Regions from separate parts of the Mus musculus genome. Here region 1 is linked to region 2. A link is a loop called in an ENCODE intact Hi-C map of the cell type or tissue named here. Cell type or tissue: heart. All regions are shown on one strand. Each heading gives the region's core, and the rest is flanking DNA. Links, peaks and the distances in the headings are about the cores only. Region 1 holds the start of 4930452A19Rik (RIKEN cDNA 4930452A19 gene). Region 2 overlaps Gm34799 (a long non-coding RNA gene).

Region 1 (16,463 bases), core at 4,926-12,925, 77 kb after region 2:
AGCCAGGTTACAGTAGAGCTGGCATTCTGGACATCCGAGCACACATGGTAGTATTCTCTCTTCGCAGAGATGAAAGCCCCTTTAAAGCTCTCCTCTCTCCTTCCCTTCTGAGGATAGGGCGGAGTTCTGATGGAGCTGCCTCTAAATGTTGGGATTGGATGCAGTTTTGCAAGTAGGACCCTAGTTCCTGTGGCAACTTCTTTACTCTTCTGTTGTCCGTTGGCTCATCCATCTCTTGTGCTGCCTCAAGCAGAGGTCTGGACTGTTTTGAAGCTTTGAAAGTGAAAGAGTACACTTTGCTCCTCAAAGGCTTCTGCTGTGTCTCACTTGCGGGTCCCGTCATTTTTTTTTTTTTTTTTTTTTTTTTTTTTTTTTATCCCTCATTTGCTTCAGTCTTTTCTCATCCAGCATGGACACCGAGCAGGGCCAAACTGGCTCTGTTCCCTTCTCATTCTTGCCCTTGCTTTCAAGCCTCTTTTACTTTTTATGCCAAAAAGAAAGAAAAGAGAAAAGAAGACCGTGTAGGAGGCTGGCATTGCCATGGCAACAACACTGATGGGGGCCTTTGGATTTGAGCTGCACTTGCAGGGAAGTACTGGCCTCAAAGAAGCTAAAAGGAAGAGGAAGCGGGGAGGGCAGGAGGGAGGGAAGAAGGGAGGGAGGGAGAAAGAGATGGAGGGAGGGAGGGAGAGAGGTAGGGAGGGAGGGAGGGAGGGAGAGAGAGAGAGAGAGAGAGAGAGAGAGAGAGAGAGAGAGAGAGAGAGAGGAAAAGAAAAGGAGAGAAAGTCAGACAACAACGGAGGAAGTGGGTAGCAAGTAAGGGTGGCCTAGCAAAACCCTAGATGCATTTGCGGTGACATCACTGCCTTTCCCACAGAGACCATTGACACCGGACGAAGCGTCCATTCAAGTCCCCAAAGCCACTCTCCAGGTCTGGTGGGGGAGCCCCCACTCTCACCCTGAATGCTTTTTTTGTTGGGGAACAGTGGAGCGTTTCTGAAAACTTGCATAAATGACTGAGGAATTCCCTGCCCTTGCCAGGAAGTCCAAGCCACTTGTGAGCTAACAATACGGAACTTTATCTCCTGTCCTATGCTGGAAGTTCCAGCTGTAGGCTCCGAATTCTAATAAGGGCTTTACTCATGCCGCTGAGGTTAGGGTAATATTTTATCCATCTCCTCTTTTCACTGAGACGCAGTCATTGCTGCTGTTGAGAGCCAGAGGCAAGTCCTGAGGACTGAGGTGGATTGGGGTACTAGTGGGGAGGGTGGATCATGGAGCAACTAAGAGGAAGGAAGTCAGAAAATGGTTTTTCTATTATTAGCTTGATGGGCCCACTTGCTGCTTGTGGGACTCTACACTGACAGGGTGAAGAGAAAAAGTTCACAGTGACTAAGGACCCCTGAACTAGAAATATTACTTTAGGACAGGGTCCACTTTTGGAAGAGTGCTCAGTTGTCTCCACATTCGCAAAAAGCGCAGAGGCAAAGACAGATGGCATGCCCAGCATTAGAATGCCTGCGCCTGCTCTGTTAGCTTCCGTCTCTGTGTCTGTAGGAAAATGCCTGTTTATTGTTTAGTGCTTTCCTGTTCCAGATTTGCCAATTCAGCTTTGAAAAGAAGGCTGGCTTTGGGCTAAGTAGGTGTTAAATCCCTGCCATGTAAGTTCTTAGAATATCCCCTGAAAGAGCCAGTAGGTTGGGTCAAGTATGTCCCCAGGGAAGCCCGGAAAGATGTTTTCTAGTAGCTGGATAAAGTGGTGACATTTTAAAGAATGCACAACATGGCAGGTGTTTATTGTCACAAACCCTGTTTCAGTTAATTTTCAAGGGACTCCCCAGGGATGTCTATTCCCAGCCCCTTTGAATATGGCTGCGTCCTGGTGCTCACACTTCTGCCTTTGTTAAAGTCTGACCTCAGGTCTTCCAGGAGCTTAGATCCTGCTGCACAGAACATGAAAGATGGACCCGTCAAGGAGAAGAGAGGAATCTTCTGGGGAGTATGGGGGAGCAGAGCATGTGACCCCTGTGCAGCTGCTTCCTCTTAGAGTTTTCACCCATGAATCACACATTCAACTTCCCGGAAGACGCAGGACGGCCCGACCTACAGAGCAGTATGTAAGAAGAGAAGTAACCAGATTCTACCTGCACTCTTGCCAACCCTAGAAGTTGCTAGGTTCAGGGCTAGGGTCTGCTGGGAAGGCTCAGGAAGACAGGATGGCATGGACAAGGCCATCTCCCCAGAAGCCCTTCTTTCCTGCTGTTTGGAACACTGGCCTCAGGGAAGGGATTGAGACTTGAACACCATTGGGGGCTGTGGCCTCTGAGATGCTACTTTCTCATGTTGTGGATAGTATGAATAAGGGGATCTGGTGCCCACCAGGGGCATGCCAGAGAGGAAAGAAAGAAACAGGAGCAATGGAGATGAGAGTAGGGTGTGTACCAATATGTCTCTCCCACCTTGAGAACCACTAAGAAAACCACCCAGAGGACAACAGATGGATAGAAAACTACATTTTAAGCAGGAACCTTGCCCCGTTGAGGAAGGAGAATAGAAAACACAAATTGTGCTCTGCGAGCCCATCTGGAGAAAACAGAATACTGGAATTAGCACATAGAAACTGATAAAGTGAAAAGAAGCTACGAGGGTTGGAGAAATGGCTCAGAGGTTATGAAAATGTGCTACACTTCAGAGAACCCAAGTTCAAGTCCCAGCCCCTACATCAGGCAACTCTTAATCTCCTGGAACTCTGGCTTCAAGGAAATCAAACATCTCTGCCCTCTGTAGGCACCTAAAACCCCTGTGCACACAACCAGAGACACACGCTTACACATTAGTAAATATAGTTCAAAAGAAAACAAAACAACCTGAGAAACAGAAATGAGCTGTGATTAACAATGAGAACTTAATTGAAGAGATTCAAGGAAGCATCTAAAGACGTGAAAAGACATGGAAAGGAAGCAATTGGGACAAAAAGCTAGAAGTTGAAAGAGGAAGCGGTGATTGTGTACACAGTGTGATTCCAGAAAGGGTGGGGTCCAGTGTGGCAAGAGAGGCAAGAGTTTGTGGTTAGCCTGAGCTACACAGCAAGAGACAGAAGCCTAATCTTCCTCAAACAATAGAAGGAAACAAAATATCAAAGTAGAAACAGAAACAGAACAACCAAGAATGGTCAATGACAGGAAGGGTAGGAAGAGGTGACAGAATGACAGAATGGTAGAGACAGTGCTAGATTATGTTAGTAAGGAGAAAGTGTTCTTAAAATGTGAATAGAAAAAAGTGTTAGTTAATTTAAACATAGAAAACATGGATAAGATTTTACAAAACAAAAGAATAAAGAGCGCCTGAGACCAGGGAGAGCCAAGAAAATCCTAGGTGAGCATCCGCACACATTGATTCAGATAGCTTCAATGAGCATCTGTGCACGTCTATGCCGGAAACTTAGATGAGCACGCGAGCACATGGATGCAGGTAGCGTCAATGAGCATCCATGCACCTTGATGTGGGTAACTTTGGAAAGCCTGAGGATCATTTCCCAGTCCAGTGAAGTTTACTAGAATGACCCCTAATAGATATAACATATTTAGACAGGTTCTGCAGGAGAAATAGAAATGTGTGCCAGGTGCCACTCCTTAGAGAATACAGAGTCCGAGGGGATGTTGTGCACATGGAAGTGCTGTTCCAGGAAACAGATGCAAGGGCATGTCCAGATCAGTTTTAGGAGGCCTGAGTCATGTCCACAGACAATGGGGGACCCTCAAGAGATGGTGGATCAAGCCCATTTGTCAGCACTGATGGGAAAATCCAAAGTCACTCACTGTGAAAATTTGATTCATATTAGAAAAGAATATTTATTCATTTATTCATTCATTTATTGATTGATTTTTGAGATAGGTTCTCTATGTGTAGACCATACTGGCCTTCAACTTGACCCAGTCCCCCTATCCTCTGCCTCTTGAGTGCTGGGATTATAGGTGTATTCATTCCACCATGGCTGATCAGGAATATTGATATATCATAGTTAGATCTAAGGAAAAGAATCATATAACTATCCCTAAAACTATGGAAAATAGTCACAAAGTCTCTTCCGTTCTTTATAAAATATCTTGCAAAAATAGGGCTGGGAATCTAAATCTCTAATATATTAGAATATATATTATTTATATAAATACCTTGTATATCTTTGTATGAAGGGAAGCAGAGTTGTGAACACGGACAGTCCAAACACACAGCAGGTCAAGGACAGTGATTTTCATGCCAGACTGAGAGGCATCACATGATCCCAACAAACAGGAATGGGGAGGAAGACAGAAGGATAAGAAACCTCTTGGGCTTAGCTAATGCACGTCCTAATTTTAATTCCAGAATCAGTCCTAATTGGGATGCACTAAAGCCATTCCTTTGAAATGATCCCCACTGACTTACTACATTTAACATTGTTCTAGAAGTATTGGCCAATGCTACTGGATCAGAGTAAAGAATTAATGGCAACATGGCTAGAGAACAATATAATTATCTCAGCTGACAAAATAAAATACCAAGAACTCCCTGCAAAGAACTAATCGTAAAACTCATCTAATTGAAAAAGAGTAATCAATTGCTAGAATATAGAATTAACATATAAAAATCAATAGCCTTTATATTCACAAATGGCCTATCAGCACGCATAAAAAATGAGAACAGCCCCAATAGCTGTGGCATTATAAGGTAAAATATATAAGAGTAAACTAAAAAATAATGGCTTAAAATCAATTACAACCCATTGCTACACCCAGAAAGACTTAGCGGGATACAAGTGTTGTACTGTCATCTTCATGACAGCTTCCTCCAGGATCATCTCTGAGTTTAGTGCAACATGTGTGCACACAGATATACACAAACACACAAACACACATATACACAGATATATACACACACACAAATGCACACATATACACACGTACACGCAGACATATATACACACACACACAAATACAAATACAAACACACATATACACAGATATACACACACACACAAATGTACACATATACACACGTACATGCAGACATACACACACACCACATACACATACACACAAATGTGCATAAGATACACTCATTTTTCACAAAGCCAGGTAGCTGGATGCTGAAGTTTACTGGGAAAGGAAGATAAAAGATCCAATAAAATATAAATCTTCTGTAAGAACCCCAAGTGCATTTAAGGACCGGAGGAATAAAAAAATTAAAGGTTTAGGAAGAACTCCAAGTACACATTGAAAGTTTAGACTGGATTGGTGAGATGGTTTAGAGGGTAAAGGTGTCTCCTGCCATGTGATTCTGCCACATGGTGTAAGCCCAAGGGCCACCTTTGATGCTTATACTCAAAACCCACATACAGCTTTGATCAATGCAAGCCTCATGTCCTGAGCCCAATCCCCAGAACCTACATGGTAGAGAGTTCCAACTCCACAAAGCTGTCCTCTGATGCCCTCATGTGTGCTATTGCAAGCCCACTTGTATAATATCTAGATACACAGTACTAGTAAATAAAAAATTAAAAAATCAGTATAATACAAAAGTGATATGAAAACACACACACTACCTCTTTGGAACACAACACTTTTACAATAAGTGATATTCAAATAACTTGTCAGCCTTCTTGGGAAAAAAAAACCAGTATCAGGTATATTTCTATCCTGAAAAAAAATCTGAAAAGAATCCAAAGTCCAGATTAATGTTTAAAAAAGTGATATTGTCATACTTTGAAAACTGACTCTGTACATCTGTGTGTTGTGTAAAGTCAAAAGGCAAACGATACCCCAAGAAAGTGTAGATGACCAATTACACACCTAATATACAAAGAACTTCTGTATAATAGAGGAACAAAATCAAATATTTATACCATTAGATGCACATCACTCATTCGTGATGGAAAAATCACAAAAGACATGTCAAAAATCATCCTGTTTGAAGACTATGTCTTGACTTCACTCACGAGAGATTTAGATCTAAATGGCAGAAAAAGCCACTTTTTACCCATCCATTCGGATACAACATGGACACTTGGTGTGTCACTTCACTGGTAACGCCTAGCAATTTAAAATGTTCTTATGTCAGGGAATTCAGGGATTTCAAACATGACTGTATGTGCTCAGCTCTCTAAGCCTTGTACAGAATTTTAAAGACGCTGTTGGAAAATTTAGACACTTCTTCAGGGTGAAAAATATTAACTGACAGGCAAGGACCAAAATAAGGGATCTACCTTTTCCATTTGACCCTCTGGGAAGACCTTGCAATTCCTGCCCCACCTCATGTGTTTAGGTGTTATCTGGGTGTGTGTAAAAAATGACACAGGTGTCTGTGGCAAGTGCCAATGACACAGAATGTGAGCAAGTGGACCAACATTCCTGCCAAAACATTATCCTAAAGTCAGATGCCAGTTCTGCTTGGAGTCACCTCTTCTGAGGAATTTTCTAAGCTGGGGTGCCTGCCAAAGAGTTCAAATGAGTATCACCTGTTAACTCCTAGTCATGTGACTCCGTAGTGCACAGGACATTTTGTTGAGTGAAGTCCACATGGTCCTGGCACTACACATGTCACACTACCTCTGCATAGGGTCTTGTGGGTGCAGAACAATGAGATGCAAGCAAATCTAAACTGTTTCTACTAAGGAACACGTCTTGCTGTGTACTTATGCGGGTTGCCTATTAAAGGAAAGCACCCTCAGATTAATCCACGGTGGCAGAGAGGTGATGTTGTGAAATCTTCCAGTTCTTGTTTGATTATCCATGTCCTGACTAGTCCCAGAGATCTCCCCTGTTATCAGTGGGTCATTTTATTACACCCCAACATCTGCTTTGAAGGTTTTTGCAACTCCTAGTTTTGATTTCTCAAAGAAAGCTGGTCTTTTTCTCTATTATATTTTTAGGATCTATCTATCTATCTCCCTATCTCCCTATCTATCTATCTCTCTATCTATCTCTCTATCTCCTATCTCCCTATCTATTTATCTATCGTCTATCTATCTATCTATCTATCTATCTATCTATCTATCTATTTATGAGTATACTGTCTTCAGACACACCAGTAGTGGTCATTGGATCCCATTACAGATGGTTGTGAGCAACCACCATGTGGTAGCTGGGAATTGAACTCAGGACCTCTGGAAGAGCAGTCTTAACCACTGAGCCATCTCTCCAGCCCAAAGTTGGCCTTTTCTAATGAAGTGACCACTCAATAGACACTTGGAGAGGAAGAAGACTTGAGATGTCAGAAACTGAAATGGGTTCTTGGGAGTTCATGGAGACAAGCTTTATGAAGTGGGTCACAGGAAGAAGGGAATGATAAGAGATAGTCTATGGCCCTATGATAGGATAAATGCAAGGCCTACAGAAAGCTTTGTCACATCAGGAAACATGTTTCTGTCTGTTCTGAAAGGGGTACTGTCCATGCTCAAGACCCTTGGGATCTAAAGCTGTCACTTGGCATCAACACTGGCAAAGCAAGATGGTGCATGGAGATGCAGTCATGATACACATGATCTGACCTGGGTCATATCTGTCCTTCTGTCCATCCATCCATCCATCTGCCCACCACAGAAGATTGTGTAGCAGACACACCAGGAATGTGAGGTACTTCCTGATGGTGGTTTGGGAATGAAATGGATTTAAGAGATAGTTGGGAAAAAGGCGACAGAGCATGCTTGATGATTTCCTTGATGAGGGACTAGAGGAGGAAGCAAGCCAAGGTAAGGATGACTGTCAACTTCCTTCTTAAAAGAAAAAGAGTTGACAGGGGTGCTGTAATCAGAGGCCAACAGTAAATGAGATGAACAGGATGAATGGCTTTGAAATGGCATGCTGGATCCTGGTGGGATCTAGGCAGTCTAGGCAGAGAATTCTTGTAACATTCATGCAACTGAGGTTCTGCATCGGAAATGGAGGAAATCTGGGCCATGGGAGGATGGGATGCTCACTGAGACCATTCTCACGAGGCATGAAGGAATGTGACCTGTCCCTTGTAAATTTACACTTTGTACTTGCATAAGAACCCAGACAATTCTCTCTCTCTCACTCCCTAATTGAACTTGGTTTTACTAATCCCAAACTAGCATAGTGTTTCTTGTTCTCAATGATTTATTAAAGATGAATGTCCCAGCAGATGGCATTCTGGGTGCTTAGGATCAGAGACCAGTGCCTTTGAGTTGCCCTTGCCCCCAGCTGCCACACTGTCTGCTGCTAGCCGGCTTTGGCTCTGGGATAGAGTAGTTCTGCACTGCTTACAACCAGGCTTTTCCTAAATGAAGCCCTTCTTCGGGATTTAGTCAAACTTTTACTGAAACTGCAGACCAAGAGCATAGAATAGCATAGTTCATAGCATATGAGTAGAAAATATTTGTTAATTTTAAAACAAAAGTTTCAATCCCCTGTTCTATTTTTGAGATTATTCCATCTATTTCTTGTCAACTCCTAAGGCCAGCCTGGCTCCTGATGGTTCTGCCCTTTCAACTGCAGGAATCTCCCCCTGACAGGCTTCCTGGAGACTCCTGCACACTTCCTGCCTGCTTAACAGGAAGCCCTGCAGGGAGCTGACCTTGGGTTCTTGCAAAGAATCCACTTCCCTGAGGAATAAGGAAATGCTATGAAGCTCCCTCAGCTGGAAAATTAACAAAAGAAATGAGTTTGATCAAACAGTAAACACACACACACACACACACACACACACACACACACACACTCATACACACTCACATATCACACACACAACACATATCACACACAACACTCATACGCCATACACACACCACATACACACATATCACACACAAAACACACATCACACACACACATGCAACACATACACCACACACCACTCACACACCATACACACATTACACACACACACATATAAACATATCACATATACCACTCACATACCATACACACATCACACACACACACACAAACACACACATATATTCACACACACACACCTCATATACACCACACCACATAGATACAACACACACTCACAAATCATATACATGCAACACACATCACACACATACAACATACACACCACACACACCACACACACCAACACACATACACAACATTCACATAACATAAATATACACATAGACACACACTCAAACACATGTGTACACAAACTATTACAACACTCATACACACAACACACACACACACACACACACACACACACACACACACACACACACACCACTTTATGATGTTGGGTGGCTTTAATGACCAAATAATAAAAGCACTTTTCCAGAAGGAAGTGAGGAATAAGAACCTAAGCTGTGCGTGAGTTGTGTTTCTATAATTCAGTCAGGTGACTCTGGGCAAGTTATTTAGACGTCCCAAATCCCAGGTGCCTCATACATTTAATGAAGAGATCTTAATAGTTGTTGAAGGGATTAAGTGAGATAACTTATATTAAAAGCTTAGCTCTGTGGCTGGAACAAGGCAAAATGCTCACCATCAAAATAGTAATTATTAATTACCCTACGTCGCCTATAGGAAATGAAGAGCCTTCAGACTGTGAAAGAGTCATCTCAAGTGGATGAGGGCCATGCTGTTGGAGGCACGGCTGTGGAGAAAGCCACAGAGAACAGCATCTTGGTTGAGCTATTGATCTGTAAGGTGCTCTAGGGAGGGAAATGGGTCATATCGATAGCATGGGATTGAGCTCAGCAGATTTCTAGGCCTCTAATGAAGAACCAAATGCTCTGCTCTGGTAGAATCAGGGGAAAGGTTTTTTGTTTTTTAATCTTCCTATCATTTGCAGAAATATAAGGAACTCTAGGGGTTTTTCTTATCCAATGAAAATATCAAAGGACTCTTTTTTGCATTTATATATCATTATTTGTTATACGTGTGCATGCTTGTGTGTGCATGCATGTATGTGTGCATGCTTATGTGTGTGCATGCTTGTGTGTGTGCATGCTTGTGTGTGTGCATGCTTGTATGTGTGCATGCATGCAAGCATACAACAGTACTTATGAAGAGGTCAGACACCAATTTGCAAGAGCTGGATCTCTCCTTCCACTTTGTGGGTCCTGGACTCAATTCAAGGCCTCTCAGCTTAGGCTTGGTGACAAGTACCTTTACCTAGACAGTCATTCTTGCTGGCTCAGGATCAAAGAATATCAGAGCTCTTGTCTGTTTGCTGCTTAAAAAGATCACATTTACTACTGTTTCAATCTACACTTTACAACTTATCTAGAAGACAGGCATTGGAGAGATGGAACCTCAAATTTCTCCAAGAAATGCAGAAGGAATGCAGAAGGCCGACAGCATAGAATTGGGAGCAGTAGCTGGTACCCTGTCTATCTCACACCTGTAGTAATGATATTGGTTCCATGCCAAAACCCGAGGAAATGGGAATCATATCACTGGAGAGAGATAGATGGTCCTACACAGCATTGCTTCAGTCAGGGAACTTGCTGTCAGTGAGCATCATGCTTAGGACAGGAACAGCAGGCATTACTCTTATTTTTAGCTATGCACATGCTCTCAAAATTACAAGGAGCAGGGACCACTGGTGTGCAACCCGAATCCTGATGTCATTGTTGGGGAGAGGGACAGCATGGACCCGAGGAGTAGAAATAACTACCTGGGGGACCATTTGTTCATTTGCACCTGTGGTGCTTCAGAGCTGGTTGACATTTAATGCTAAATAATATTAATGAAAGGAACTTGCTGTCCCCATGATGGATTTCTCTTGCTTACCTTCTTTCCCTCCTTTTTTTAGCTCTTCCATTTTTAAAGCTCTAAGTGGCAGTCAGACCTAAGAAACTGACCGGAGGCTCATAGAGGATCTGAGAGGCCCAAGGGGCCTCTGAGCATACTGGCTGCCTTCATAAGTGACACTTCTAGATGCTCTGAAAGCTCAATTCAAATGGGCAATGAGCGTACAGAAAGCTGCCCATGGGTACAAGAACATAGAACAAAGTTTATGAGAGTGTTCAGAATCTCACTCCTAACTCTGCAAGAATACTGGAAAACATGCTGCAGATAAATGGAGGGCAGGAGAGGGAGATCTGGCCAAAGCCATCAAGAGTGGAGAGACAAGGGATGGGTTGGCCGTGGGGCGGGGCGTGCCTGTAGGATGGGGCTTGGCTATAGGTCAGCTGGCCCTTAAGAGTCCAGGACCCAGAAATAATCTACAGGCTTGGCTCAAGTAACCTGCAGTGCCTGGGTCTTCTTAATAGAATTTAAATTTAAAGTCAGATATTTTATTGTCTCTCTGGGAAGAATAGTTAATTCTACCAGGCCATGCTGTCACTTTAAATTATCAGTGAGAATTTCAAGGAAAAAGATCAATTCTGAAAGGAAATCAATTTTGGGTAACTAGAAACAATCTTACTTTAGGGCGTGTGGGGTATTCTAAACAGAGGATGTTATTGTGTGAGTTTGAGACTCCCTTTTGCTGTATTATCCTACTTTTGTCTAAGCGTGTTACAGACCTAATTTGCTTTTTAATACATCTATGTTTCCACCCGTGGGTCCACTGGCAATTTGATTCATTTATGCGGGTATATATATATACATTTGTAATCTGAAAATTCAGCCCGCTAAATTCTACCAAGAAAAAAACCGGGACTGTCAGTATACAGTCCCTTATACTCTTCTGAATTCTTTTCTCCTCCTCTGGGGTCGCCTGAGTGTGGACTGCTCCCACAAGCTGCTGGGTCGCCATCACAGATTCCCTCAGCTTGCCACTTCCTCTACAGAGCGAGCTCTCAGGACAGCTTCTCACTACACAGGGCTTAAGCAGAGATTTTAACACGCAAGAAGTACGAAATCCCCTTACTTTAAACCCTCCAATGAAAAGGCGCCTACAGATTAAGAGGGAATAAAGTGACTATCAACCAGACGCAGGACATGAAGCCGTCCTTGTATTCTGATCTGAGCGAAGTAAAATGAAAATTACGTGCACAGTCTCCTCTTACACACAGGCACGCTGTTTGATCTCTAGAGTGCGGCGTTTAAGGAACTACTCAGTGTTCCGGTGTGATACACACTGAATTATTTATGTGGGAAAGAAGCAGAATTAAGAGTTTGCAGGACAATTGTGGGGAGGGGCGCTTAGCTGGCAGGCAGCTCCCACGGTGGAGAGGAAGCTCCGGGCCAATCCCGGAGCTTGAATTCCTGTATTGGGTTGGGGTGTGGGGGGTGGGTTAAGGCTGTAGGGAGAGAGAGCAGTTCAAAGAGCTCCTCAGTTACATAACAGGTTTGACGCCAGCTCGCTACACGCCGGACTGTGTCTCAAAAACAAGACATGATAAAATAAAATTGAGAAGGCGTTGATTAGGAGGTGGGTGGAGTTTGGGTGAAATAAATGTGGGCAATGCTCCCTCCTCCTCCTCCTCCTCCTCCTCCTCCTCCTCCTCCTCCTCCTCCTCCTCCCTCCCTCCCTCCCTCTCTCTTCCCCCCCACCCCCCCAGAGTTTGAGTCTCTTTAACAACAATTGTTAAATCGACAGATAAAGACCTCCACTAACTCCCCCATGGACCTTGGATAAAATTCTAGGTCTGGCAGCTTTCGTAGCCTCATCCCTATGCTCTTCCTGGTCTCAAATCCACCATAATGCGTTCTATAGTACGAATGGCCCTTTTCTGGCCTAGGGTCTTAGGGCTTGTTCTGCCCTCCTCTGGGAGCATGGATTCTGCAGGTGGTCATCTGGGAGGCTCTGGAGAGTTTGACTGTCCTGTCACTTAGCAGCCCTTTCCTGTCATTCCCCTGCACCAGCTCCTCCCCACCTGTGTGTTTGCCTGTCTGCGTCAGTCTTCCTGGCCCTTTAGAGCTCCGAGTGAGTTTTCTCTCTCGTACAAGGTTGGGAACACCACAGTGTGTCGGGGCAGGGGACATTCAGCAAATGTTTAAGGGGCGAATCAAACAATGTTGAATTTTCCCCCATGAACAATGCAAAAATCCCTTCTCTTTCCCATGTGGCTGACCTTTTCGCCTCTCTTGTTTCAAAATTAGCCCGAGAGGAAGAAAAAGACGCGGTTGATCGCTTTCTGATGCTTTCTCCCCACCTCCGTTTCTTTCTGAAAATTGAAATAGAAAAAGCCCAAAACCCCAAACCCCAAACAAACAAACAAATAAACAAACACCGAAAGAAGAGAAACAGGCGGCTTCCCTTACTAATGCTACTTTGGGGCGGGGGGGGGGGGGCAAAATTTTGCTCTCCCTCTCCTTTCTGTTTTCCTCTCTTGGCTTAGAAACTCCTCTGGTTGGCAATAACCTGATGAGCTGTCAGGAAATATGTCGGGAGTAATGAAAATAGACCTTTTCCAATTTCAAAAGTGTCGCTGGTTTTTTTTTCTTTCTCTCTCTCTCTCTCTCTCTCTCTCTCTCTCTCTCTCTCTCTCTCTCTCTCTCTCTCTCTCTCTTTCTTTCTTTCTTTCTTTCTCCTCTTCCCCAGCCATGGTCCTGGGCCTCCTCCCCAAGTGAGTTTCTTTGCATTACCATATAGGTCATATAGACACAGTTGCTTTGGATGTTCTAGAAAATGCCCTTAAAAAATAAAACACAGATGTTGCTACATTGTTAAATCTTGTCAGTCAGACCGGTTGAACACATTCCGCCTAAGGGTGCAGAGACGCGGAAGTCAAGGGGTTAAACTCATTTTCAATTTGCCTACAGATGGATGCACCCGGCTTTTCCTTTATCTGAGAAGCCTACATCCATAGGCCCGCAATAACAAACATTCAGGAAGCTGCATTCAATGTGAAATTTAACAAAAGGAATTAGCCACAGTGTGTGAACAGTAACTTTAAATAGCAGAGGTGACAAAGGAGGGCGGCTGATAAAAGAAAACCGGTAATTACTATATCAGTGCCCTTTGCACACGAAGTTTCTAAACTGTATTAAGAGGTTGTTCACAACTCTGCCTCCCTTTTCTCCCATCAAAATAGAGCAAAATAAAATATAACAAGAGGCCAACTACGTCTCTGGATCGTTTGAACAGAACAGCACAGCCAACGTAAAGTGTTCTTATACACGGTGCAATTTCCAATTGCAAAATTTAATTGTACAAAAAAAGTATTCTTAAGTTTTTTTTTTTTTTTTTTTTTTTTTTATAAAGCCAGCCCTGCAGAGTATAAACTCTCCATTTCTCAGCCTTCCTGCAGGAGCAGTGGGCTAGAGCTTTTCTTTTTAATATTTAATCTGAACTTTATTAATTCTTTTAGGTGCAAAGAGACAGAGCATCTGATACACGGCCACCTCGCCGTACAGAGCGCAGCTCTGGGGATGAGAAGCCCACATGCAGGGCCTTTTGGTCTCAGGCCTCCTTTGTTATCATCTTAATTCTGCTGTGTTTTCCTTTTCTAAGCTTCAGAAATCATTGACTGGAAACAAGCACCCATGCCCCACAGTGCACAGAGGCTGAGGGAGGCTTGGTGGGAAAACAGATGGCCACGGGTAACCCACCTACAGTCAGGCAGGCAGTGCAGGAGGGGTAGGAAAGAGGCTCAAACAATGCTTCTCTATGAAATGGGGGTGCACTGAGACGTTCTCATCCTGTCTCCCCATCCCTGCTTCCGCTTCAGTTTACTTGATATTGTGTTCTTATTCTTAGCAAAATAGTTTTTAAAGATATGTTATTTTAAAGTATGTATGTGTACGTGCATGCTTTTAACTGCTGAGTCATCTCTCCAGACCCCATTAGCTAAACTACCTGTAAAGGCTGAACCATCACTACCTGAGTATTCTCGTGTGAAGGACAACAGAACCCAATGTGAAGATGAGAATGTTTAGAAAAATTAACCATCTAAAGGAGGCACAAGGCTCTTTTGGTCTCTTGAAAACCTGTCAAGTGGAGAATAAAGATAAATCCAGACGATTCTAGAAAGGTAGAAGCAACATCAACAGGTGGGCGCTGTATGAAGTTTCCTGAGCATAAATTCATAATTCAGTGTAAGGATGTTTTTTAGAATTAGTTATATCTGCCCACGAGTGATGAAGACAGAACAGGTTTGCTGGTATATTTGAGAATTGTAGATTCCTGAGTACTCCAAAGGTGTGAGATGGATTTACCGGCATCAAGGACGTTGCTCCAAGGGTCAACTGCACTACTAAATGACTACATGTCAGAGATTATTGTCTGTCCTTGGAAATGCAGCCTGCTCTAGGCTGGCTGAAATTCATCTCTGGGAAATGGTTGGTCTGCTGGGAATGCTACTTCCCAGCCTCATTTACTTACACTTGAGACCTGGCGACCAGGCTTGACCATGGGCACGAAAGCAGAGGTGGTAGCCATCTTTCCTTTGTCACTGTGGCTGGGAAGCTAGTCTCCATCTGCATCCTTCTTCCCCATCTGTGATTTGAGGCTGAGTACCATGCAGCCCCGTATATGTTGCAGTCATGATAAGGAAGGAGGTTCGGGCCTTGAGAGCTTCCCTCAGTCCAAGAACTGGCCTGAACTGATAAAGAGGCCATCTTTATACCCTCCAATTCAGGTGTTCATTCACTTTACATGGAAGTTAGCTTTACTCTCCCTGACGTAGCCACTCAAATTCCTTCAAAACTGGGAAGAGACTGGAGATTCTAACCAATGTGGGTCATCTCTGGGATTTATAGATTACAGAACAATTTGTTTTCCAGTATGAATTGTACCCAGAACAAATGTTTCTGAATCTTGGATCTGTTTATCTATCTATCTATCTATCTATCTATCTATCTATCTATCTATCTATCTATCTATCTATCTATCTATCTATCCATCCATCTGTTTATTATTTTCAGCTCCAATTAAGAGCCTTCATTTGGGCATTTTTGTTAAACCCTCTCTAACAGTGAATGGAACTGAATAACCTTCTTCATTATGAGTTATCGTGTGGGTTTCTTGGGCAGTGTTGGGGATACTCGGTCACAGAATATTTTGAGATTGAAGCCACAGAGAACAGCAGATCCCTAAATGGGACTAAGATGGCAATTCCACTAGTGACTGGAGGACAGATAGACCATACAGAAGCCAGAAACAGCTGCTGAGCAGCTCAGAATATTGTCTTCCCAGCTTCTCCAAGGCCTGAGCTGAGAAACCAGATTTCTTCTGGGTGTACATCACTCTTTCCTCTCCTTTGAAGGACACTGAATTTCCATAAAACCACAAAGGCCAGAAGCACACTCAAGACCAAAATAGCACTGAGGTTAAAAAAAAAAAAAAAGAGTAACCTTGGTTAAACAGTGTCGCTCCACGGCCCATGGCCATTAAGTACTAATGCACTGGAGATGCTATGGTAGAATATATGGGCCCCCTTTTGAATCATAGGACCTTAGGCAATAAGAGCATAAACATTTGTTGGCAAGCAGGGCAATGAAGCAGAATGCAGTTAGTTCAGATGCAGGCATGTTGATTTCCTGTGCTATGCTCAGCTGGACTCTGAGATCGTCAGTACTGTGAACTCAAACCTACATCCCCAGCCAGATTCCTACAGAGGGAGGGGACAG
Region 2 (16,463 bases), core at 4,905-12,904:
GTGATGTCTATCCCAGACAGATATTTTTCACTTTTGCTAGGAAGTCTTTTAATTGGACTGTTAGGAATTCCTAGTAATTTATTCTTTCATATTGCCCTCAAAATTCTGATTAGACACTGGCTAACCAGAGAACTACTGAGTAGATATCTTTACTGCCTCAAGCCAGGCTCAGCCAAAGAAGTTGCCATTAAGGTATAATCATTTATTGTGGGTGTCCTTGTCCTCTTTGATGGGAGAATGTTGAGGATCCGGCCAGTTTCTCCAATCCAAGTCCACCAATGGCTATGCAAGGTTCACAGGTCTCAGGAAGAGAGGAATATCCTGCTGTCACACAAAGGTGGATGCTCCTGGAAGTTACTCTCTCCTCTGGTCCTGCAATCTGCCTGGCTAGGTGGTTATATAGGAGTCTGATGGGCCTTAGCTACTGTGGGACCCCCCCCCCCCCCCCCGAGTGAAGAATGCAGAGCCAGAGATAGATGCAAAAGCAAGAGGAGTTTATTGTTTTAGGGTGTAGGGGTGTCAACCCTGGGTGGCCCATTCAGTGAGTTTTTATATACAGTCTTCAGGGGTAGAATAGAGCAACAGCAACTAGGCACAATGTGATTGGCAGAACAGTGTGACTTTTCAACTGATTTGTCCTTAGGGAATAAGGTGGCAAGGACTTCCCTTGTCTGTAGATGGCCAACAGTCTGTCTGCTCTGTGGTTTACCTGGGAAATGTAATCCCAGAAGGGAGGGGTGCCTACCATTAACCTCCTCTCAGGAAGGGAGTGGTCTTTATGTGCTTTGGTCTGGTGGAATTTTCCAAATGTCCTGAGCTGACCTCTTCAGTTAGTCTTCCAAGAGGGTCTGGCCCTGGGTAGTGTATGCAAACTCATGATGAGCCTCTGAGGAGTCAATCCATGCCTCAATTAACATCATCTTAAAATCCAGTCCTCAAACTGGCAGCCGTTGGATGACACACAAACTGGAGACTTACTGAGAATTTTACTCATGGTAGCCATGACTCAATCCCTTTTGTGTGTTGTCTCACCAGACCCTTCCCTTCTCCTCTGGTGAGCTCTTTAAATCTGTCCAGCTTGCTCTGGCAGTTTTCCTGCCTCACTTAGATGGTGCGGGACACCAGCAGGGTCTGCCACCCTATAAGTAACAGCCTTACCATTGGTCTCTGTGGATGAGGGCCATGACAGTTTTTCAGGACTGGATTTCTTATCCCCTCCTAACCTCACAATGGTATCAGTCGTGCTCAGTCTCCAGCATCCTCCTGGAATCATTGGAAACTATCAGAAATACCGTCTTCAGCCAACCTTACTCTGCTGCAATGTGTGCCTTCTGGGATACATCTGACATTACAAAAATTGCACAGTCCTGACCAGCTGCAGGTGGCTTGGAGATATCTATCCATCACTGGCTATCGGTGCTATTAGTTCATCTAGAAATTATAGGTGTGCTGCAGGCCAGGCTGCACCCATTTGTTTGAAGCCTTGAGCCCATGTTCATTACCTCTGAGGAGTTATCTGTGTGTGGACAGTTTATTTGCTTCACGATTCTGAAAATGCACACCCCGCAGGGCTGCCGATCTATGGCTGGCCTGCTTCCCAGCCTTTAAACATGTACCTTCACCAGCTGATATTTCAACATTTATTCTGTCTCCACCATGCTGCAAAGTGTTGTCAACTTAACAAAAGCTAGAGTCATTTTAGAAGAGGGAACCTCAGTTGAGAAAATGTCCCTATCAGATTGGCTTTGGTGCATATTCTTGATTGATAATCAATGTAGGAGAGCCCAACGTACTGTGGGCATTGCCAACTTTGGACTGATGGTCCTGGGTTATCTAAGGAAGAAGGCTAAGCAAACCATGGGGAGTAAGCTAGTGAGCAAGTTCCTCAGGTTCTACTTGTGTTCCTGCCCTGACTTACTCAGTGATAGAGGGCATTCACCATATTTTAAAAAGCTGAAAGACACCATATTGGAAACAAAAACTGACTGCAAACAGCTAGTTGTTTTACTTTTTATTTGTGTGTGTGTCTGTTTGTCTGTCTGTCTGTCTGTCTATGAAATGGATATTTTTAGTTTCTTAGGAGAGTCAGTGTCATGTGATGTTTCTCTGGAACCTGTCTTGTGAGAGGACAAATGGATGTTTTGATGGAGAGGGTGCATGGTGTTTAGAAAGACTATAAATATAATCTTACAGAGAGTGAGAGGGCGCTCTTGCATTGGTACATCTTGCAATGCTTGGCTGCTCTTCACTGATCTTTGCTGATCTTCTCTGATCGTCGCTTGTGACTTCATAGAGAGAAACAAAGAACTTCTTGTGGTGCTTTTGCTCCTTCTTGCTGCTTCTGAGGACTTGTGCTATGGAACCTTATGGTTTCTTCTGGATGGAGCCACTACTATTGATTTGTGTTCCGTATTTTGGAATGGATTGTTGATGTACTGACAATGAAGATTGGAATCACCCAAAGAACTACTTCTAAACAGATCCACAATGCCCATTTCCTATTAACCTTTCTTTTCACCTACTTCTGGTTGGTGGGCTAGAAGGGAGGTTGAAGCATTTAGGAACCCTTATTAAAGTAGGTTTTGAAACATCTAAGGCTATACTCTGTCTGTCTATGTGTCTGCCTGTCTGTCTGTCTGTCTGTGTGCAAGTGTATGCATCTATGTACAAATACCCGTGGAGGTCAGGTCCTCTGGAGCTAGAGTTCCAGGTGCTTGTGAGCCATTTGATGTAGGTGCTAGGATTTGAACTCAGGTCCTCTGGAAAAGCAGAGCAGTAAGTGCACTTAACCATTGAGCCATCTCTTCAGCCCTTTTCTCCCATAGCTTTTCCCAGAGCAGAATGACTAGCGTAAGATGGACCTTTATACTTACAAGGTTGGGTCTTTTCCTAGGCTTGTTTCTACTCACACACATTTTAAGATTCACGAGTTAATAATCATTTTTCTTTCTGAGAAAAGGGTTTCTTTAAAAGCTTGGCAAGGAGTGTATATCATATAAGCATAAGGACTAATGATCCTATGGGAAAAAACCAAGCATGGTGGCACAAAGTGTCTGAGCTTGAAGTTGACCTCTGGCCTCTACATGCAGGCACCCACAAGAATGTGAACCCGCACATATATAAACACACATACACACAGAGAGATCTACAAATTCAATATTTAACCTCCCCTCCCCCTTCTTGTGACTGTGTCATGGTTGAGGGCTCTGGTGCATTCATTGTTAGATGAGAAGCTGAGAACCAGAGACACCAATGCTGGGTTTGATATCACACAAAAGGCTAGGACTAGCACTTACACTGCGTCTTTTATGTCATGGTGTACTGTGCTGCTGATAGTTGGTACCCTGTAGGAAGTCAACATTTGCACTGAGGTTGTGAGAACATTTTTCAGGGGGCAGAAGAACCAGAGACCATTGTTGTCCAGCATTTAGGGTCCTTACTGTTAATCGCAGTCTCTGCTCCATGACCAACAGCAAATGAACAGAACACATTCTCCAATGAGACTGAAACTGACGTCTTTGGCCTTGATAGAGTCATGTAACAGAGGGAATGCCACTTCTGTCTGGGGCAGCAACTTCAGATGCACTGAAGTCCTGTACATTGTCCTTGATGACACTGCAGATCTCTCTGGCCTGCCTCAGCCCTAGAGAGGAGCTTTCCAGAACTGCAAGCCTGAGCATGTGTCCGTGTGTGTTGTGTTTGCTGAGGCAGGAGGGAGCCCCTACTTTTCTCTTAATGAATGAATGAAAATGTAGGAATCCCAAGGTTGGTTTTCTTTGCCTTGTTAAGAGAGCTCACTTGCCAAGTAAGCTGCCATGGTTATAGGTTTAAGTGAAGTTCCAAAGTGTCTGCCAGTGCTTTTCAGTGGCCATCATTGCATAAGAAAGGGCTTTTGGTGAAGCATCGTTGCTAGAGAAAAGGGTTCTTCAGCTTGCTTTGATTCTCCATGGCTGAAATATTGGCCCACTGGCCCCTCTTCTAGTTTGCTTAGTAATGCTTCATGACAAGAGTGTCCTCTGGGGACAACATGCTCTAAATAGTGACACTAATGTGACCTCCAATACATCGGTTTCAGATAGTATCAATACACTTTGCTTTATTGTCCCTGAGGGTAGTTTAAATATCACTGAGAACTTCTGGGTAGGCTCACTGATGAGAGGACATGTAGGCTGTTATAGTGCATTTTGAATTTGTTTTCATTGAGACCCCCCTATTTGTTTTCCCTAGATTTTTTTTTTTATTTCAAGAGAAATGGGTTCAGGCAAGTCCATTAAATATAAGATTTAAAAATATGATTGCCTTCGAATAATAGGAGCATGAAGGCCTCAAGGGTCCGACATCTGGAAGTTAAACTTAGACCTTTGTTAAAATACTTACTTCCCTCCTTGTTTATTTTGCTAATGAAATAACAGATTAGATTACCACTTTCTGTATTATACTTTGTAACCCCCCTCCAATAAAACCATATTTATATCTTCAATATATTTTCTTAAATATATATCAGTGTGACTTTTTCTGACAAATAGAAAAGGAAAACCAGAAAGGACAGATTATTCTCAGTGTCTCTTTCTCTCCCTAGAGTGTTCCTGTCGTCTCCTGGCCCGGAAGCAGTGACTGCCCTGTGTCCAGTGTCTGGCTGCTGAGTCCTTGGGAACGTGCCTAAGTGTCCCAGTTCCTGTGTATGATCCCACAGAGCCTGCCTCCTGCACAGTCCTGAATGGCATCATTGTAACAGTCTGCTCCATGTTTAAGATTCTAAGTGACCCACATTACTAAAGAATGTCTTTCAAGAGAGGAAAACTAAATGGCCAGTAAGAAAGGATCTTCACAAAGACGTGCCGAGGCATTGAGGTCCAATTCTTCAAGGTCTTCAGAGGCTGCCAAACTCAGGCTCCCACCCTCTCCTTCCATGGGAGTCTGTCTAGGCTGAAATCTAAGTCCAAATGAATGAATCTGCTTGGGGGGTGGGAGCAAGCCACAGCTGTGACTCTAGCTCACTGGGGGTTTCTGTTTTATAGGCGGTCAGGATCGAGTCTCTGAAATTATCAACTTGGGACTAGGAAAACAATTGATACTATCTGATTTGTAGAATAGCCCTGGGTAGGGAAATACTAATTTTAAATATCATTCATCTTTCCTTTTATCCAGTCTCTGCGCTGTAATGGAATTAGGTGAAAGGACTGAGTCCAAGCTGTAGTGAGCTCAGGGGAGCTTGCACACCGAACTGACAAATTAATCTGTGGACAGCCCTCATCCAGTACTTATTTAGTCAATAGTCAGTGAATGAGAAAAGGGGAAAGCACATTTTTCCTTTTTCTTTCTCTATTCCTTCCTTCCTTCTTCCTTCCTTCCTTCCTTCCTTCCTTCCTTCCTTCCTTCCTTCCTTCCTTCCTTCTTTCCTTCCTTCCTCCCTCCCTCCCTCCCTCCCTCCCTCTTTCTCTCTCTCTCTCTCTCTCTCTCTCTCTCTCTCTCTTTCTTTCTTTCTTTCTTTCTTTCTTTCTTTCTTTCTTTCTTTCTTATTTACTCATTAGAATTTTTTCCAATCAGCATACTGTGAACCTTCTGTATCTTTTCCAAAACCATCAATTTTCAGCTTAATTGTTTTTCCCCCCTTCTGACTAAAATGTGAACTCTTGAAGTAAACGTATTTACATGTTAAACTTCCCAGACTGAGTTAAGAGAATTAGAAAAGGACTCAGGAGATAGGAAATATGTTCAGCTCTGTGGAAGAGCTCATTATGGAACGTTTCCCAAACAGCTCTGCAATGAATGCATTGTGAGACCACCTATAATCGATAGACACATGTGTAAACTGTTAAAGGAAATACTTAGCAAGGTTTCAGAATTTGAGGCTGATGGGGGGAACTTCTGCTATTTGAATTTATAAGGAGCACCAGGTTGCAGGGCACATCACACTAGCACTCCTGTGATCCTAGCACATGTTATTATATAAGTCTGTTTGTGTTAGTGGGGGTACATATGTGTGCATGTGTGCACATGCAGAGGGCAAATGTGAACCTGTGTGTAATTCCTTAGGGTACTGCCTACCTCGGTTTTTTTTTTAGGCACAGGCTCTCATTGGCTCAGGCCTCCCTTATTTGGTTATGTTTGCTAGCCAGTGAGCCCGAGGGACCCACCTGTCTCCCCAGCTCTGGGATTCCTTCTACCTGCCAACAGGTTGGGGATTTTTTTGTGTGAGTTGTGAAGATCCAACTCAGGGCTTCGTGCTTGCTAACATAGCAAGCATTTATTAGCCATGTTATCATCTCTGCTTCCTGGGGTGTGTCCATTCATTAACTTATTCAATAAGCATTGTGACTGAATGGTGCAATGTTCTACTGAGAAGAACTTAGAACCAATTTTCTGTGCTCGAATCCTGACTCTATCAGGTATCATCTGCTTGAACTTGGCCAAATCACTTGACTTCTCTGAACCCCAGTTTCTTTTTTGTAGAAGGGGTAATAAATAAATAAGGGGTAGGACAATGTGGAGTTTTCAATGACATAATTAATTAATACATATGTTGCTTCCCTAGTGCCCAGGACACAGAGTGTCCTCAAAAGGACATGATTACGCTGTTTTCTCTTTGTCAGAGCACTGTCTACATATACACTCTGTGCCAAGCACTGGAAATGGCAATGGCCACACCACCTCCTTCAAGGCATTCTCCTGTGAGGGAGAGACATTTAAGCCACTGAGGATGAGAGCATCACACATGTTGAGAACACAGCCACTTCTTCACATACTTTCGAGAATAAAATCTGTTGAGTGACTGAGCAAATGATTGCCAAGAGAGAAGCATGGGGTCATAGGCAGACCTGTTCGATGCAAGAACAGAGGTGCGGGTGAACCCATTTACAGGACTCTGGTGGGAGGGGTCTGTCCCGCCAGACAGTTAAACTGAAGAAGACATGCTTGTCTCCGGTCCAACCTGTGCCAGACGTTTGGAGATGGAAACGCTCTATAGCAAGTGGCCCTGGTTAGAGAGATGAACTGCTGTAGGTCAAGAGAGCAAAAAACAAAGGAAACAGCAAATTCCAGGAGGTGAAGGACGCGCTGCTCTAAAAGACTTAAGAGAAACTGGCTGGAAAGAGACTCCCAGAGAGGAAGTGATCGGGAGGCAACTTTGAACCAAGAAACACTAATCACAGCCCCTCACCCACACTCTTCTCCAGACTCATCCGCAGAGCACGTTGCCTGCCTCCTGTCCTTAGAACTGCATCTTGGCATGACTTGTGTTTAGAAAGATGAGGACACTGTGGATTTTAATTCTAATGAGGGACATAGGCGCTTGACATAGTGACATTTGTTTAATACCTTGTGCTCCATGTTAAAAAGGTCCTCCATCTATTTTTCTGGCCTAGAACATAAATGGAGGCCTAGGAGGCAAAGGAGGACACTCCGGTGCTCAGCCCCCCCCCCCCCCCCCCCACACACACACAGAGCCAGCCACTCACCAGAGCTCTTGGGTGTTGCTGAGACAATTCAGTCATTTTTGCCAAAAGTTTATAATGAAAGAGAGTAAAGGCCCCTCACCCCTCATGGCAGCTGCCTTCCTGCTCTCTCTCTCGGCTTCACTTTTCCATTTCCCAGCTGGTAAAAGCCTGAGAGAGAAAGTGCAGACTGACAGTGTCACCCATCTCATGTTTTGCCAGCAAGGACATCATAAACAAAATCAAATAGCTACTCTATCTTACAGAGCATTATAATTGCACAAGGAAAAGGATATTTGACATGGAAGGCAGGATGGAAAATTAATTTCTCAAATAAGACAATATTCATGACTGTATTTAAGTTTACAGAAAACTCCTTCTGTCATTTTTTCCCCCTCATTTTGCCATGAACGAATAAAATTTGGCAAGGGTCAGCAGTAGTTCCCCCAAACACTTTTTATGCCTGACTCCTGGACTCAACACTTAGATGCTGGAAGAATCTGATATTTCTTCTGCCCCTCTATCAACAGTGGCCATTCATAGCCAACAGCAACTATTCACAGCCAAATGACTCATCGTGGCTGCAGACAAACAAGTCAATCTCGTTCCTGTTCTTGCTTTCTGAAAAACATTTCTGGCTTCATGTAGTGCTCAGCCTGGGATGCACTCAGCTGGTGGTTCCCCAGTTATCCAGGACAAAACCACCATTCCCAGGTCCCCGGCTCTGGCAGAACTAAGTCAATGCTGGACCACAGACTTTTGCGTGTGCTTCAAACATTAAATCCTAAAGTACAGTAGGGAGAGATCCATAGTGCCCCTGGCCCTTCCTTTGTGGATCAAGGCTGAGATGGTCTTTATGCCATCTGGAGGTGGTATTGGAGCATGACAACCATGTCAGGTGACCTGCCATTTCCTTAAGCACCAACAGCAGTGTGGTATGAAACATCTTGCCCACATGTAATCCCAGTTTTCCTGTAAGTATGTGTGTATCTGTATTTGTGCAGGTTCTCTCATGTGTGCAAGAATGTGTAGAGGCCAGCATTAACATTGAGCTGCCTCTGTCCATTGCTTTGCTGACTGATTTTTTTTTTTTTTTAGACACTCTTTCACTGAACCTGGAAGCTCACTATGTCTGTTGAATTAGCTGGTCATGGGGCCCCCAGGGTCCTTGCCCCATGCCGGGTTACAGCTGTGTATTGCTACCAGCAGCCTTTCATATGGATGCTGCAGACCCAAGCTCAGATTCCTATGCGTATGTAGCAAGTACTGCAGCCACGGAGCCATCTCCTCACTGTCTTAGAATGGTCACAATCTTCTGTGATTCACCCAACTGCATACTAAACTTCCTAGTTTTATGGTTTGTATTGGGACAAGTCCTCTGCCTTTTGACAACACTACTGTAAGCAACTTGGTCTATGGAGATCTAGATTCCTAATGTTTGCATAGGGCTGAAAGTGTGTTTGGTCCACATATGTGGCTGTTGTTTGCTTTTGGTTTATAGGGTTATGGGTGCACAGGTACAGTTTAAGGCAGTGGTGTCTGGAGAGGCCTATGTTTGCAGGAAGCAATTAGAGTGTGAATAGAGCTCTCATCTGTGGTTCTATTTCTGTGCTCTTCAGTGTCTATGATTCAATTAATTGTACCTTTGTTTGACTTGAAGAATCTATTGAGGAATATACTTGAAATGAAAGAGTAAGTGGCTCCATTGAAATGCATCCACTTCTCAAGCTTTGATGCTCTGATGCAGGTATAGTGTGAAGGCCTCGAGGTACTTGACATCAACAAGTGTCCGCTAGTGTCTCAGAGTGTGTTGCGATCTGTTCACAGCCCTGATTTATTAGGAGAAGCCTTGACATTGACATGCTTGGAAGCATAGTACAGCCATTTCTGTGCCCTCTCCCTTTGTCTTGGCTTATAGGGCCAGGGGGTTTCTAACCCTATCCTAGTCCTGTCTCATTGGTCTTGTTCCCTAGTTGTCACCACACCCTCCCTTCCCATCCACCTCAACTGGAGGGAAGGAAGAAGAGGCTCTCTGAATCTGCATGGGGTAAGGGACAAACAGACCCTGCAGTAATTCCAGTGTGGTTAGGACTGGATATGAAGAGTACTCTCTGGTCTCTCGTTATCCACGTTCATTCTTATAACTCTCCTGGCTAATGGGCAGAGCACCCCTGAAGAGGATAATGTCAGTAATGGGCCATGCGTGGCCACTGTATCAGGGCTAACCTATTTACAGCCCTATACACCTTTCTTCCCTGCCAGCATCAGACCCTATAATTTCTGTTTTCTGAAAGAGAGGGAGTTTCTCAGGCTTCATTCATGGCCGTTTGGGTCCAGATCCAATCTTTTTGGTGCTGTTCCTTCTGAATGTTACCTCACAGCCCCATTGTGAGTGGGAGTGACTGGACAAGAGTGATGGGGACTAAGTTGGAAGATAGGGAACTTGGGACTCGCTGAGGGCTACCCTGGTACTAGCAGTACAAATCCGTCTCTAGGTTTTGAGTTTGAGTTTTCCAAACATAAGGACAGTCAACGGGCTGTTGCTGAACATTCCATTGACATTCCATAAACAGCCAATTAACATGCATTAGTACCTCACCTGACAGAATTTAGCACCCTGTGGGAGACAGGCCTCAGGGCTTGCCTAAGGGGGACTCTTGATTGCACTGAGGTGGGATGGCCTGCCCACTGTGGGCAGCATGATTCCTTGGCTGGAATCCTGGCCTGGGTGAGTAGAGAAAGCAAGCTGAGCTCCAGCAGCATTCAGTCATTCCTCTCTGGCTCCAGATTGTGGATGTCTTGTGACCAGCTGTTTCAAGCCCCTGCTACTTTAGCTCTCCCCCACCCCCACCCCTCAATAGTGGACTTTACCCTTGAACTATGAGCAAGAATAAGCCATGAATTTCTGACTTTGCCTGTCACAGCAGCAGGAAAAGTATCTATGGAGCTTGCATTATTATTTCAGGTTAAAAGTATTCACCCCTGAGTGAGTGGTCACTTGTCCTCAGAGCTATACATCACTCTTGCTGTAGGTCCTGTAATGTCTGGGTCACTTGATCCTACCTAATAGTGCTAGAGGTGGCTATGGAATGGCCATTGTCAACACTGAGGAGTCATGTGTGCATAGCTCAGAGACATTTTACTTCTTGCCATTAACGTTTCTCTCTACTCAGAACTCAAGTGTACTCTGTGTTTGTAAGCTGTGATAGCTTTTAAATTTCCATAGTAGACCTGTGTATATTTTATGGAGTTAATGGTGAAAGTGGCTATTACTTGTGTATATTTTGTATAATTGTGACAAGTATAAATTTTGTTTTCTTCTGTTTCCTTACATTTAAGATTCCAGAGAATCAGTACATGGACTATGCAATACAGACTGTTACTCAAAGGTCAGTTGTTCTCTGACATCCCTGCAGAGCAGTTCTCTGGTAATTCCCTTTGTCCTAACGAAGGTCTAAGGCTGAAAATGACTGAGCAGCTTGGTCATGCTCATCCCTTTTCAACTCTTAAATATCTTCTCCGAGGGGTCATGAAGGCTGAGTGACTCCCAGGAGTTCAGAACTCTCTACCTGCTAAGGAACCTTTGATGGACAAGCCTGCAGTGGGAGGAGGAGCCTGAAGTGGGAAGATCTTGCATCTGCTCAAGTTCTCCATTTCACCCTTTAAATGGAAGGTGCTCTGTATATGCTTCAGGTACAGGGTAGTCAGGGCTTCAGAAACAGAGCTGAGCGGAAGTACAGACAGACACAGGAGAGAGCTTAAAAGAGAATTAGCCCACTCCATAACAGGGATGTGGGTCCCTACAATAGAACATCTCTAAGCTGCAGATCTAAGGTGTCATGAATCGCAAGGTCAAAGGTCTCAGAACCATAGAGCCAGTGGTGAAACTCCAGTCTGAAGCCACATATCCAAGAGCCAAGAGAGCTCTGTGGGTAAAGAAGCTCTCTGGAGCAGCAGAACACATGGAATGAACATATAATGCCAGGTTTACATGGCAGAAGCTGGGCAGTTCAACTATGGCTGCCTGCCTGGACACTGGTGAGCCCAAGAACCCAATAGTTTCTCAGGCCATGTGGCAGAATGCTTCAGCAGTCCCAATCTTATGATAAAGGGCTAGAAGACTCCTGCAGCACTGCAGGTCTTCCTGTCCATGGCAGTAGGCTAAAGAGGCAGGATTCCAATGTCAGCAGAGCACCCTCTGCAGTGTCAGCAGCAGCAACAGAGTGGATGCACTTATCAAAAGCAGACAGGCAAAAGCAGCACCCTCTCCCTCAGACCCTTTTGTCTCACTTCCCATCCACACTCACAGGATAGAGAGGAATTAATGAAGCCTGCTGTGTTCACTTTCCTTTCTCCATTCACACTGTCTAGGATAGGGAATGGAGCCACCCACAGTGGGTGGGTCATCCCACCTCAACTAATGTAATCAAGGTGATTCCAGAGGCCCATCTCCCAAGTGATTCTAGATTTTCTCAAGCTAACAACTGACACTAACTATCGTATCTGGGTGTCATAGGGTTTCCGTTGCTGTGAAGAGACACCATGACCAAGGCAACTCTAATAAAGGACAAGATTTAATTGAGGCTAGCTTACAGTTTCAGAGGTTCAGTCCATTATTATCATGGTAAGAAGCATGGCAGATTACAGGTAGACAGGGTGCTGAAGAAGGAGCTTAAAGTTCTACATCATGATCCAAAGGCAGCCAGGAAGAGACTATTCCTTCTGTACGCAGCCAGGAGAAGGGTCGAGCTGAAGACTATGACCTCAAAGCTCACCCCCACAGTGACGCCCTTCCTCCAACAAGGCTACACCTCCTAACACTGCCACTTCTCATGGGCCAAGTATATTCAAACCACCACACTGGTGTCCCTTAACCTAGTCTATACGATATGAGAACTAACCATTAATCATCACTTATCTGTGATGAGTTTTATTGTGAGATTTTTGTACATGTATATAATTTGCTACAGTACAATACACTCCCAATACACTCTCTTCTCTTGTTCACATTCCCATCAATTCAGGTCCTACTGGAATACTGGTGGGTGCTCAGCCCTGTCAGGCAACACTAGCACATTTCTGTTTGATCACAGTCCTCTGCAAATGACCTGCTGACCCCATTCCTTCCTGCCCTACTTTGCTCAGTCTCAGCTACAGACATAGTTCCTTTATGAACAAGTAGATAAAACACACATTGGACTCCCTTGGTGTTTTGCCATCATCTGCCCACTGCCAGAATCTGTGCTCTTAATTTTAATTGTGAAATGCTCACCGTGTGTTATTTTGATCTGTGTCTACGTTTCCAAAGTGAATGTAACTGGGTATTTCATATTTGTATGCAAGGCCTCTTCAGATATAAAACACTTGAAATACAGTTCTCTTATTGATACAGTCTTCAGAAAATTAAGTGTGGTCAGAAGATTAAGCGGAATGTAACAAGAGGAAAAAATAAACTCCTCAGCAGCAGCAGCAGCAGCCACGTCTTCTAGGCTCAGAGTACTGAAGCCTAACAAACAGACGGCTACAGAATCGACAAACGAACATGCTGTCTGAATCTCCTGTAAGTTTATGTAAAATCGTTGACCTGGATCCAAGGGCAGACCTTTTGAACACAATCAATGCAGGTGCGGGCAGATAAGAACATTCCACTGTTTTATTAAAGTGCATCTAATTCAGAACTCAATAACCCTCACACATCCTTAATCAGGCCCGACATCCTGGGAAGCATTTACCAGAGTGATCTGAAGATGCTGCCCTCTGCTTGTTAGGGAAGATATTCTACAAACAAGAATTCCAGGATCCATATCCAGGGACCCACCCCATAATCAGCATCCAAACGCTGACACCATTGCATACACTAGCAAGATTTTATCGAAAGGACCCAGATGTAGCTGTCTCTTGTGAGACTATGCCGGGGCCTAGCAAACACAGAAGTGGATGCTCACAGTCAGCTATCGGATGGGTCACAGGGCTCCCAATGGAGGAGCTAGAGAAAGTACCCAAGGAGCTAAAGGGAACTGCAACCCTATAAGTGGAACAACAATATGAACTAACCAGTACCCTGGAGCTCTTGACTCTAGCTGCATATGTAACAAAAGATGGCCTAGTCGGCCATCACTGCAAAGAGAGGCCCATTGGACATGCAAACTTTATATGCCCCAGTACAGGGGAACGCCAGGGCCAAAAAGGGGGAGTGGGTGGGTAGGGGAGTGGGGGTGGGTGGCTATGGGGGACTTTTGGTATAGCATTGGAAATGTAAATGAGCTAAATACCTAATAAAAATGGAAAAGAATAAATAAATAAATAAATAAATAAATAAATAAAAAGAATTCCAGGATCTTGTTTATTTGCCCTTTGGCAAAATTCCCATCCGCCACCTCTTCAGAGACATCACTCCTTTTTCTCTTCTTGTTCTTCTTCTTTTTTCTTTTTTTTACTGCAGAAATTTTGTTAGCATTTTCTGTAGTAGAACCTCCCATCCCTTTACAATGGTATAACTCTTCTGGAATTATGGGCGACCAGGCATTGTCTAAGATGTACAGGGAAAGATTAGTATATTTCTTGGGAATTGACTATTCCTGGGGAGAGGGTATGGAGCTCTGAGTTTATCTCCAGGGATAGAGTCTCCATTCTCTTGGCTTTCCTGGCAATGGTCCCCTAAGAGATTTCTAGAAGGTTATGTAGTCAGGGAAGAATACACACACACACACACACACACACACACACACACACACACACACACACACACACAGAGAGAGAGAGAGAGAGAGAGAGAGAGAGAGAGAGAGAGAGAGAGAGAGAGAGAGAACCCGGGTAGGCACTACTTACTTAGTGATGCCATGACCCTTAGGCTGCTCCTAAGCTCACGTTGCTTCCAAGCCTGAGACCTTGGCATTTGCAATAACCGAGTGGAGCCTTGGTTCATCTTCACTTAGTTAATGTGAAGAACATTGAAAGTGGACGTTAGCTCTGATATTCAAGGGGGATGCTCTTTACTGACTGCATCCCTCTGCTGGCCTAGGCATTTGCTAATTCTAACAACAGTCATCATATATGCAAGGTGAAGAGGGTGGGTAGTAGGTGCAACTCCATCAGTCCAGGCAAGCGTGCTAATCCTCCAGCCCCAGACAAGGGAGGGTTACCGCACTCAGCAGCTTCATCTTTGCAGCACAACCTTGTCGTGGTGACAGCCTCCCTGGGGTAGAGCTACCCATTTGACCTTCTCCAGGACAGAGAATTCCTACCAATGTTTCCGTGCAATGCACAGGAGAGCTTTCTCTGTAGCTGTTTACCTGAATGTTCACACTTTCTATCTACATAGAAGCTGAGCCTGAACTAGCCTAATGCTTATCAGAACTACCTTGGCCATCAGCCAATTTTCTTTCCAAATATCTATAAAAATTTATTATATATATATATAATATTTTTCTTTTTCTTTGGTCCTAGGTAGGCATCCAGCGCTTTATATAAGCCAGAAAAGGGCTCTCACACCCAGCTATACGTTCAGCATATTTTCAAGGCTTTAAATAAATGAAATAGAGCCAGCAAGATGGCTCAGTGGTTAAGGTGCTTGCTGCGAAGCCTGAGGAGTTGGATTTGATCCCTGGGATCTCCATGGTCAAAGGAGAGAGCTGCCTTCTGCAAGTAGTCGTCTAACCGCCACATGCAAGCTGCGGCATGTGCAACCCTTGCCCTACCTCTACCACACACACACACACACACAAACATAGAAATAAATAAATGTACTAATGTTTGACTTGAAATGTAAATAATGCTTGCATATCAAAGAAAATATTGAACACAGGGGGCTTTTGTGTTCAGCTGCAGAAGGTTTCCCACTGCCCCACTGTATCTGACCATCTTCTGCTAAAAGCTGCTGCGACTGTCAGAAACTGTTTGTGTTCGTCTTCCCCCAAGAAGGTTAATCAGTGGATTGGAGGACAGATTTGCATTTGGAGGCTGTGGTGGGAGAAGGAGGTCATCTCCTGTGTGGGAGAGACGGAAAATGGAGATGGCATTTGAAGGAAGCAGGGGACCTTGAGAGACAGTTGATGCTTAAACAACAAGATGCAGATATGGAGCTCTGGCATGGGCTGATGTGACTAATGCTGCCCATCCAGGGGGCTATGAATCAGCACAAAATGACTGATACCAGATGTTGTCTAGGGAACCCAAAGGTAAATAAGGATGCCATCTCTTATGAAGTTAACCCTGCAAACTGGCAATTGGCAATGTGAGTGAGATATATACATATACATATACATATACATATACATATACATATACATATACATATACATATACATATACATATACATATACATATACATATACATATACATCATATACATATACATATACATATACATATACATATACATATACATATACATATACATATACATATACATATACATATACATATACATATACATCATATACATATACATATACATATATATATATATATATATATACACACACATATAAATATTTCCTTGATGTCAGAGGTGAGCTCCCCAAACCCATGACAAGCTACAGGCAGCTTCTTCGGCTGTGTTTGTTATTCAGCATGAGGAGCATCCTTGACCAAATCCCTCCCAATTCTGACTAGTTCCCATCAGGAGGAACCCACTGGTGCTGTGACCCTCCCGCCGATTTGTTTACTCTCTATTGCATGGGATTCACAGGTTTGAGGCTGTTTCTCTGGGAGGAGGACTGGGAAAGACTCAGTTCAGTCTTGGGATGCATGCAATGTAGTCTGACAGTCTGACATCCTCATCTCCTAATGAACTGCAGGGATGTCTTTGAAACAGTCCCCAACACCACTCATCATTAGGCAGAGCCTGACAAAACCATTACTGGATGAGATTTTTAAGTGGTCTCTGTAAATTAAGAAAAACACACCCACAATTCACAGGACACAGAGAAATAGCACAGAGCATAGAATGCCCAGAAAGACCAAGGACATTCTAATTTTAGAAGAAAGAGCCCAGTGTCTGAACCCAGGGTGGGGTTGGAATGTGCCTG

The links. Hi-C counts contacts between places; a loop is a spot of excess contacts. Peaks named below come from ENCODE experiments on the same cell type or tissue, not always from the same donor. Only the 100,000 strongest peaks of a DNase experiment are listed, where the experiment ranks them.
Region 1: it touches region 2 in a loop (2.2-fold over the local background); 5 of 42 quality-filtered maps call a loop at or near these places.

The regions. Positions count from the first base shown.
Region 1 is chr17:9,760,533-9,776,995 of GRCm38, reverse strand. 4930452A19Rik (RIKEN cDNA 4930452A19 gene) reads left to right here and starts at 1,130. Exons shown (of 4, transcript NR_045433.1): 1 at 1,130-1,153; 2 at 1,910-2,117; 3 at 7,417-7,610. In heart, for the core only: no CTCF peak of the experiment used is centred there; DNase peaks (open chromatin) are centred at 8,535, 11,095, 11,755, 12,225 and 1 weaker place; H3K4me3 peaks cover 1,428 bases; H3K27ac peaks cover 1,901 bases.
Region 2 is chr17:9,837,483-9,853,945 of GRCm38, reverse strand. Gm34799 (a long non-coding RNA gene) reads left to right here. Exons shown (of 2, transcript XR_003952248.1): 2 at 4,580-9,238. Among named protein-coding and RNA genes, the nearest start is that of Gm34799, 61 kb to the left of the region's middle. In heart, for the core only: a CTCF peak has its summit at 8,304 (motif pointing left); a DNase peak (open chromatin) is centred at 8,135.